2 separate regions of the Homo sapiens genome follow, and region 1 is linked to region 2. A link is an interaction called in ENCODE POLR2A ChIA-PET data of the cell type or tissue named here. Cell type or tissue: B cell. All regions are shown on one strand. Links, peaks and the distances in the headings refer to the core of each region. The heading gives the core; the rest is flanking DNA.

Evidence for each region. ChIA-PET counts read pairs that join two places held together with the same protein. Peaks named below come from ENCODE experiments on the same cell type or tissue, not always from the same donor. Only the 100,000 strongest peaks of a DNase experiment are listed, where the experiment ranks them.
Region 1: POLR2A ChIA-PET joins it to region 2 with 6 read pairs; 6 of 35 experiments call an interaction of 5 or more read pairs at or near these places.

What each region holds. Positions count from the first base shown.
Region 1 is chrX:123,848,206-123,853,587 of GRCh38, reverse strand. No RefSeq gene overlaps it. Among named protein-coding and RNA genes, the nearest start is that of XIAP, 9.2 kb to the left of the region's middle. In B cell, for the core only: no CTCF peak of the experiment used is centred there; no DNase peak of the experiment used is centred there.
Region 2 is chrX:123,980,159-123,985,540 of GRCh38, reverse strand. All of the region lies in intron 1 of STAG2 (STAG2 cohesin complex component), which reads right to left. Among named protein-coding and RNA genes, the nearest start is that of STAG2, 21 kb to the right of the region's middle. In B cell, for the core only: no CTCF peak of the experiment used is centred there; a DNase peak (open chromatin) is centred at 2,680.

The DNA of each region.
Region 1 (5,382 bases), core at 80-5,079, 130 kb after region 2:
GTAACCCTCTAAGTGTTCTTCTTTTTTTTTTTTTTGAGACAGAGTCTTGTTCTGTTGCACAGGCTGGAGTGCAGTGGCATGATCTCAGCTCTCTGCAACCTCTGCCTCCTGGGTTTAAGCGAGTCTCCTGCCTCAGCCTCCTGAGTAGCTGAGATTACAGGCACACACCATGACGCTGGCTAATTTTTTGTATTTTTAGTAGAGATGGGGTTTCACCTTGTTGCCTAGGCTGGTCTTAAACTCCTGAGCTCAGGCAATCCACCCGCCTCAGCCTCTCAAAGTGCTAGGATTACAGGTGTGAGCCACCGCGCCCAGCTGCTAAGTGTTCTTTTTATTCTTATTTTGATTCAGAACCTACAGTGGTGCCTGGCATATAGTAGATATTCAAGACAAGTCAGGTCACTCCTCCACCTAAAACCCTGCAGTGGTTTTTCACTTGGTGGAGGCAGGCACAGCGTGCAGTGGGAGCCCAGAGGAGGGACCCAGATCAGAACTGACTCCAACAGGACTTCAGTGTTGAAAGACAAGGGAGAATTAGCTAGGCGAAGCAGGAGAAAAGCATTCTAAGTGGACTCGTCAGAATGTGCTAATGCATAGAAAGGGAACAGTAGCATGTACATGGGGCACGACCGTTAATGTCTTATGGCTAGAGTGTAGCTGCTAACGTTTACTGAATGTTTATTGTGTTCATGCTGTGTTAATTATGTTACATAGTAACAAAGACTCTCTCCTTGACCAAACCTAAGTCTGGGTCCTCTGAGCCCTCTTTCTGACTAAGCTCCAACCTTGGGCTCTGTCCTTGACCCACTTAATCCAGTGTTAGCAAAAATACTGCTGAGTCAGTTTAGTAAAAAATGCCTGCCCTCAGTGTCTGATCAACCTCAATATCTGATCAAATTCCTCATCCTCTACTCTCCATGTCTTTCTTTTTTTAGATTTTTTTTTCTGTGTGTGAGTGTGTGTGTGTGTGTGTGTGTGTGTGTGTGTGTGTGTGTAAAACAGAGTTTTGCTCTGTTGCCCAGACTGGAGTGCAGTGGCGCAATCTTGGCTCACTGCAACCTCCACCTTCTGGGTTCAAGTGATCCTCCTGTCTCAGCCTCCCGAGTAGCTGAGATTACAAGCGCCTGCCACCATGCCTGGCTAATTTTTGTATTTTTAGTAGAGACGGGGTTTCACCATGTTGGCCAGGCTGGTCTCGAACTCCTGACCTCAAGTGATCTGCCTGCCTAGGCCTCCCAAAGTGTTGGGATTACAGGCATGAGCCACCATGCCCGGCCAGATTTTTTTTTTTTTTTGAGAGATGGGGTCTCCCTATGTTGCCCAAGGTGATCTCGACCTCCTGGCTCAAAAGATCCTCCTGACTTGGCCTCTCAAAGTGCTGAGATGACAGGCATGAACCACCATGCTGGCCTACTCTCCATATCTTATCATTCTAGCCTGCCTTCAGCAAGAATCCTGAGTCTACCCAGCAAGATTTCCCCTAGCCTTAAAACAAAGAAAGAAAAATAAGATAAAATAAAAAGATCCTGAACAAGGAGAAAACAGAAGAAAAAAATTCCCCTATCTTTGATGTCTCCTCTTAGTAACTTTCCATTCATTGACTCCTATCCTGTTCCTTGGCTATAAATTCTCATTTTGTCTTGTCATATTTGGAGTTGAACCCAGTCTCTCTCCCCTACTGCAAAATCTCATTGCAGTGGTTCCTATACCTGTCACCATAGTCCTGAATAAAGTCTGCCTTGGCCTGGCCTGGTGGCTTATACCTGTAATCCTGGCACTTTGGGAGGCCAAGGCAGTTGGTTTGCTTGAGTCCAGGAGTTCAAGACTAGCCAGGGTGACATGGTGAAACTCCATGTCTACAAAAAATACAAAAATTAGCCAAGGACGGTGGCTCACGCCTGTAGTCCCAGCTAGTTGAGAGGCTGAGGTGGGAGGATCGCCTGTGCCTGGGAGGTTGAGGCTGCAGTGAGCCAAGATCATGCCAGTGCCCTCCAGCCTGGGCAACAGAGAGAGACACTGTCTTGAAAAAAAAAAAAAAAAAGAAGGAGAAGGAGAAGGAGAAGCAGAAGCAGAAGTAGTAGAAGAAGAAAATACAAGAAACTTCTAATTCCTAGACAATCCTGTGATGCACATTCAGTCAGTTTGGGTTACGTTTTGGGAAAATGTATGACTTCCTCAAATTCTCCAGCTGATTCTGATGCAGCCAGTTTTAAGAACCACTTCTGGAGGCAAGAGAACCATCAAAAGAGTTTGAAGTAGGGTAGTGAATTGATCAAAGTTGGGTTTTAGAAAAATCAGCCTGGTAGGGTAATATACAGAATGGATCACAGGGAAGGGGTGGGGAGATGACTTAAGACACTATTGCAGTAACCCAGGAAATGAGGAAGCTTCCAGCAGAGGTAGTGGCAGTGTTAATGGACTGTAAAGGAATGCTTTTAAGAGTTGTGAAGAGGGGCTATTTGTGGGAGGAAGAGAGGGAAGGTGGGGACAAGTGAAACAGCAGACTTCCCATCTAGGCCAGGCCCCTTTAAAGACCCTTCCCAGAAGCCTTATCGTATTTGCACTTACACTTCATTGGCTATTCCCTGCTGCAGGGAAGAATGGAAAGTGTATTCTTTTTTTAATTGTTCAACTGTTCTAATTTTTTTTTTGCTTTTAAAAAATTGATACATAGTTGTCATGCACGTTTGTAAACAGCTGTAATCCCAGAACTTTGGGTGTCTGACGGGGGCGGATTACTGGAGTCCAGGAGTTTGAGACCAGCCTAGGCAACGTGGTGAAACCCCATCTCCACAAAAAAATAACAAAAATTAGTCGGGCGCGGTTGTGTGTGCTTGTAATCCCGGCTACTTGGGAGGCTGAGGCCGAAGAATCGCTTGAGCCCTGGAGGTCAAGGCTGCAGTGAGCAGTGATCATGCCACTGCACTCCAGCCTGGGTGACAGAGACCATCTGAAAAAAAAAATACATAATAGTTGTACTTATTTATGGGGTGCGTGTGATATTTTCATACATGTATACAATGTGTAATGATCAAATAAGGGTATTTAGGGCATCCATCACCTCAAATATTTATCATTTGTGTTAGGAACATTTCAAATCTTCCCTTCTAACTATTTTGAAATATACAATAAATTATTGTTAACTATAGTTACCCTACTGTGTGTGCTTCAAACTGTTATAAATAAAGTTTCAATGCCACAAAAGAAATAGCACTTGAATATAAAATTTTCTTTTTAATTCTCAGCAAGGCAAGATACTTCTATAGAAGGGTGCACCCTTACAGATGGAGCAATGGTGAGCGCACACCTGGACAAGGGAGGGAAAGGGGTTCTTATCTCTGACGTACGTGGCCCCTGCTGCTGTGTCGTTCCCCTATTGGCTAGGGTTAGACAGCACAGGCTAAACTAATTCCGATTGGCTAATTTAAAGAGCGTGACGGGGTGAGTGGTTTGGAGGGAAAAAATGGTTATGCAGGGTGGAGAATGAGTCAGGGCGGAGCAGGTAGCAGGTAATCGGAATGAGTCAGGGTGGGGCAGGTGATTGAAAGGAGTCAGGGTGGAGCAGGTAATCTAAAAGGGTTGCTTTATGAGGAAGTTAAGTTTAAAAGAAGAAGGCAAAGAATTGAACATACTGACATATTGATTCTTTGAAAAGAAATATAGAATTCATATCTAACAAAACACTAGAACTTGTAAACCAAAGAGTATGCGTGACAAGTCTCAATTTAGAAAGTTTATTTAGCCAAGGTTAAGGATGCACCCGCGACACAGCCTCAGGAGGTTCTGACAACATGTGCCCAAAGTGGTCGGTGCACAGACTGGTTTTATACATTTTGGGCAGACAAGAGACATCAGTCAATATATGTAAGATGTGCATTGGTTAAATCCGGAAAGGCAGGACAACTTGAAGTGGGGGAGGGAGCTTCCAGGTCATAAGGAGATAAAAGACAAATGGTTGCATTCTTTTTTTTTTTTTTTTTTTTTGAGATAGAGTCTCACTCTGTCACCAGGCTAGAGTGCAGTGGCGCAATCTCAGCTCACTGCAACCTCCACCACCCAGGTTCAAGCGATTCTCCTGCCTCAGTCTCCCATGTAGTTGGGATTACAGGCGCACGCCACCACGCCCAGCTAATTTTGTGTATTTTAGTAGAGACGAGGTTTCACAGTGTTGGCCAGCATGGTCTCGATCTCCTGACCTCACGTGATCTGCCCGCCTCGGCCTCCCAAAATTCTGGGATTACAGACGTAAACCACCACGCCCAGCCCGTTGCATTCTTTTGAGTTTCTGATTAGCCTTGCACTGACTACGCAATTCACAGGAATACTCACTTACCCCTTAGTCTGGCTTAGTGAAGCAGTAGGGCAAGGGAAGCAATCAGATATGCATTTGTCTCACATGAACAGAATGCTTATTTAGGGAGAATGGAAGGCAGGTTTGCCCTGTGCAGTTCTCAGTTTCACTTTTCTCTTTGGCTTAGTGATTTTGGGTTCCCGAGATTTATTTTCCTTTTACTAACTTATTCCTTCTTTTTTTTTGTTCTTTGATTTTTGTTTTTTGAGACGGAGTCTCACTCTGTCGCCCAGGCTGCAGTGCAGTGGCACCATCTCGGCTCATTGCAACCTCCGCCTCCCGAGTTCAAGCGATTCTCCTGCCTCAGCCTCCAGGGTAGCTGGGACTACAGGTGCACGCCACCGCATCTGGCTAGTTTTTTATATTTTTAGTAGAGACGTGGTTTTGCCATGTTGGTCAGGCTCGTCTCAAACTCCTCAACTCAGGTGATCCATCTGCCTCTGCCTCCCAAAGTGTTGGGAATACAAACGTGAGCCGCCGCACCCGGCCCAACTTATTCCTTCTATCTAACTGTAGGTTTGCACCCATTACCCAACCTCTCTCTTCATCCCTCCCCTGCTCCCACCCTTCTCAGGCTCTGGTAACTATCATTCTCCTCTCCACCTCAATGAGATCAACTTTTTTTTCTTTTTTTCTTTTGAGACGGAGTCTCGCTCTGTCGCCCAGGCTGGAGTGCAGTGGCTCGATCTTGGCTCACTGCAAGCTCCACCTCCCGGGTTCATGCCATTCTCCTGCCTCAGCCTCCCAAGTAGCTGGGACTATAGGCGCCTGCCACCACGCCTGGCTAATTTTTTCTATTTTTAGTAGAGACGGGGTTTTACCGTGCTAGCCAGGATGGTCTCGATCTCCTGACCTTGTGATCCGTCCGCCTCAGCCTCCCAAAGTGCTGGGATTACAGGCGTGAGCCACCGCGCCTGGCCTTTTTTTCTTTTTTTTAAGATAGACTCGCACTTGTCACCCAGGCTGGAGCGCAGTGGTGCGATCTTGGCTCACTGCAACCTCCACCTCCCAGGTTCAAGCCATTCTCCTGC
Region 2 (5,382 bases), core at 230-5,229:
CATTATTATGATGAAGACAGAGTGAAAGTGCTATGCAAACTAAAACTATCGTGGAATCATTGCTACTATTACATTTGATTAAAGCACATAATGACCAGCCTGGGGAACAAAGTAAGACGCCATCTCTACAAAAAATAAAAAATATTAGCCAGGCATGGTGGCAGACATCTGTAGTCCCAGCTACTCAGGAGGCTAAGGCAGGAGGATCCCTTGGGCACAGGACGCCAAGGCTACAATGAGCTGTGATCACACCACTGCACTCCAGCCTGGGTGAAAAAGTGAGACCTTGTTTCAAAAAAAAGGAATAAACGGTTGTCTTAACTTGTAAGGACAACTGATCAGAAGAAAACATGCCAATAATGAGTTCAGACATAGTTAAATAGAGCAAAAAAAAAAGTATTTAATGAGCTTCAGACTGTATTTTTTAACCTTGGCTCCAATTTCTTGTATTCTACAGTAATACTGACAAGCCTCTCAGATCTCAAAACTTTTTCCTGCTTCATAGACTGATGTTTAAGAATCTGAGTGGTAGGTTCAGAAATGCAGTTATATTCACAACTAAGACTAAATTTATTTATTTATAAATATTTTAATCAGAAGCTGGGCACGGTGGCTTGTGCCTGTAATCACACCACTTTGGGAGGCCAAGGAGGGCAGACAGATTGCTTGAGCTCAGGAGTTCGAGACCAGCCTGAGCAACATGGTGAAGCCCTGCCTTTACCAAAAATACAAAAAATGAACCAGGTGTGGTGGCGTGTGCCTGTGGGCCCAACTACTCCGTAGGCTGAGGTGGGAGGATCACTTGAGCCCTGGGAGGCAGAAGCTGCAGTGAACTGAGATCACTCCAGCCTCGGTGACAGAGTGAGACCTCACCTCAAAAAAAAATTTAAATTAAATAAAATATTTTGATCAGTATCCAGATAAAGCACTAAATTAAATCATTCAACAAATATTTCTTGAGAGCCTGCTATATATCAGGCACTATTAGAGACACCATGTTTACAACATTGAAGAGAGAAGTTTTTGCCCCCATGGAGCTTAAAGTCTATTGAGGGGGAAGAAAAATGAGAAAATACCAAGTACTGGTAAATGCTAGCATGAAAATAAAACAAGATGATTACGCTGAAAGGGGAACAGGGCTCTCCATTCACTGCATTTAAATGTAATGTAACATGCATGATTATTTTCAGCAAAACTATAAATAATACATTCTATCTTCCTAAATAAGTCAATCTATAAAGGATGTTTGAAAATTATTCTTTTGGCCGGGCATGATGCTTCATGCCTGTAATCCCAGCACTTTGGGAGGCTGAGGCCAGCGAATCACCTGAGGTTGGGAGTTCGGGACCAGCCTGATCAACATAGAGAACCCCGTCTCTACTAAAAACACAAAATTAGCCGGGCATGGTGGCGCATGCCTGTAATCCCAGCTACTCAGGAAGGCTGAGGCAGGCGAATCACTTGAACCTGGGAGGCAGAGGTTGCAGTGAGCCAAGATCGCGCCATTGTACTCCAGCCTGGGCAACAAGAGCGAAACCCCGTCTCAAAAAAAAAAAAAAAAAAAAAGAAAAGAAAAGAAAATTATTCTTTTTCTGACACAGGTTAAAGGAAACAAAATTAACTGCTCTATACAATGTTTTATTTGCCCCTAACTTCTCTTTCTACACCTGGAAAATTTTTCACCACTAAGTTGTTAGTGTCTCTTTAACCACTCTAAAGTTAGCTAGTCCAGAACATTCTCAGATATCATAAAGGATATCTTTTTCCATAGGTTCTGCAATGCCTTGGTACTGACAAATCCCCAAAAGGAGAATACTGCGGACTTCCTACCTGGAAGTAGTTTATGTAGACTACTACCACCTGGCATAAAGATAAATACAATTATATAATTATTTTTCAAAAGAATTATGTCAAACAGCCAATTTTACTTTATCCGTCCGGCTCATGACTATAAATAACTATTACTATCAAGAAGCAGGCTAAGTTACTAATAAAAATCTCATTTCACTATAGGCTTCACTGCTAAAAAGATTACACTACAGTAAGAAAAAAAAATCTGGGCTCTTCCCACTGATTCTCTCATACTCTATTTACAAAACACTTGAACTCAGCTCATCCACGAATTGGCTATCCACTGAATGCAACTTAGCACTACTAGGCTAAACAAGAGGATGGATAGATTACTTCAGGTTTCCTAAGTAGTAAATTGAAATGAACTAGGAGAACCACAAATAAGGTGAACAGACATTACAAAATACACAAACTCAATTTAAAAAAAGTAGATACATCTAAATACTAAAAAAAAAAAAGTGCCAGTAATTTACTAAAAACTACTGTATACTCATAATTTATAAGGCCCTCTCAGGTTAAACTTAAGTTTGTCAGTCACATTCACAATACCTTGCTGAAAAACAAGGGGAAATATTAATTTCAGCTAGTAATCAAAGAAATGCAAATTAAAGAAATCTGAGGAACTGCACGGACTGTTTAACATCTCCGAAGCAGGGAAAATGTGGTTACCACGTATCACAGCACTGATGGCACTGTAAAATCAGTACAACCCTATTAGAAAACAATATAACTTCAGTTACCAAGAGCTTTAAAAATGTTCATGCTGACTGACAGCGTGATTCCAACTGCTGGACACAATTAGATAGGGAAAAAGATAAAGCTACTTATAGAAGTATTGCTACCTAAAAATGAGGATATAGAAACAGACAAATGTACAAGGAAAGTAGTTGGTTTTGGTTCATGATACGGCAAAAAAAAAAAAAAGGGCAAAAAAAAAGGCAAAAAAAAAAAAAAAGACTAAAGTGTACAGCCCTGCCTCACATCATATTCAAAAGTAAATTCCGGCAGGGTGCGGTGGCTCACGCCTATAATCTCAACATTTTGGAAGGCCAAGGTGGGCGGATCACTTGAGGTCAGGAGTTCGAGACCAGCCTGGCCAACATGGTGAAACTCCATCTCTACTAAAAATACAAAAATTGGCCAGGCGTGGTGGCACTGTAATCCCAGCTACTCAGAAGGCCAAAACACAAGAATCGCTTGAACCCAGGAGGTGGAGGTTGCAGTGGTGCGAAAGTTGCAGTGAGCCAAGATCGTGCCACGATCGTGCCACTGCATTCCAGCCTGGGTGACAGAGCAAGACTCCATCTCAAAAAAACAAAAAAAGTAAATTCTGGATGCATTTTCTTTTTTTTAAAGACAGGGTCTCACTCTGCCACCCAAGCTGGAGTTCAGTGGTATGACCACAGCTCACTGCAGCCTCAAACTCCTGGGAGCAAGGGATCCTCCAGCCTCAGCTTCTCGAGTAGCTAGGACTGTGGGTACATGCCACTATGGCTTTTTTTTTTTTTTTTTTAGTAGAGACAGGGTCTTGCTGTTACCCAGTCTCTTCTGGAACTCCTAGCCTCAAGCAATCCACCCACCTTAGCCTCCCAAAGTGCTGGGATTACAGGCGTGAGCCACCTCACCCAGCGGCATTGCATTTTTAAATGTGAAGAAAAGCAGCAGAAGACATTTCCATGTGGTAGGTGGCCAGGGGTAGTGAGGTGCTGCAGGGGATTATATTGGAAGGGGAAAAAGTATTTGATGTTTTATAGTCTCTTTTGGCTTAACATATATATATTATTACAATTATATGAAACATACACACGGCACTCTGTGCTTAACGTTTTTGTAACATTTAACCCACTTAACTGCAACTGCTTATTTAACATCTTTTTTCCCTACTAGACTGTAAATTCCATAAGGGCAAGAACCAGGCCCCTCTTTTTCACTGCTGCATCCCCAGTGCTTAGCACAGTGCCTGCCATATACTAGGTACTCAAATATTTGTGGAGCAATTCCACTTCTGGGTATATACACAAAAGAATCGAATGCAGTGACTTGAACAGATATTTGTACACCAATGTTCCTGTCACCATTATTCATGCTTGAATAATGCCTATAATAGCCAAAAGGTATAAGTAACCCAAGCATCTGTCAACTGATGAGTAGATAAGCAAAATATGGTATATACATACAATGGAATATTATTCACTTTTAAAAAGGAATGAATTCTGATAAACGTTACAACATGTATCACCTGGAATACATGCTAAATGAAATAGCCACAAAGAACAAATTTTGTATCATTCCACTTACATGAAATACTTAGAATAGTCAAATATAAAGAAAGAAGAACAGTGATTACCAGGGGCTGGGAGGTGGGAGGGAGCGAGGGAGGGAGGGAGGAACAGGGCCCTATTGTTTAATGGGTACAGTTTTATTATGAGATAGTAAAAAAATTCTGGGTATGAATGGTGACAATGGTTGCACAACAACGTAAATGTTCTCAATGCCACTGAACTGTATACTTAAAATGGTTACAATGGCAAATTTTATATATATTTTACCAAAATTAAGAAAAAAAACTTCTGGAATGAGAAAAGTAGAATTATGAGTCATTTTTCATATTGATAATAATTTCCCTGTAAAATATTCTCTCAAGAAGCAGAAAAATGAAGTGATTTTTATAAGATACTCATCTCCAGCATTATTTCTACCCAAGTTAGCTTTTACACAAAACTTAAAGAAACTAAAGTAGTTGCCTACACACTTATTTCACATGAAGTACAGAAGGAAAAAAGAAAAAAAAAGTTTTCCTTTTCAAAATAGACTCCAGAAATTCCAATCATATTTTTCAGAGCTATTTTGAAGAGGACATCAAATTGCAGTATTGTATTATCCTAATACTATTTGCATATTTAAGTACAATCAATTCTTTGATCAGCCACACTAATACCAATGTTGCATGTAAAATAATTCCAATACAATTCTATTTGACTTTGTAGAATTCAATAAAGCCAAATATGCCCTCCCTTCCTGTCCCTGACCACTTCCCAGCTTAAACCTATTATTTGTAACCTGGGACCCAGTGTGGGAGAAGAACCCAATTCCCATGAGATGCGACAAAGGAAACAATCTACATAAGGATAATTGTTGATCATATCAGCTTTAAAGATAATTTTAACTTGACATAATTGGAAGAACAGTTTTTATACTGTATACAATTTAAAAGCATCTCCCAGATGGGAGAACATGCCATCTGGATTCTTTTCAAATTTGAGATGCTTATGGATTGTATGCTACATTATCCTAAATTTTCTCCTACCTCTTTGACCACTCTTATCAGTGATCCTACTTCTTCCTCCTGCCAAGTTAAGCATGATGTTTTCACCTCTGACCCTCCGGCTCTTTAATTCTAAGTACCCCCACCAAAAGCCAATGTACACTATGCATAATGATCCCAAAAAAATCTCCTGCTCTTATCTCTGCTGAACCACAGTTACATAATATCAACTTAAGGTTGAAGTATCTAAAATCCAATGTCTCTTT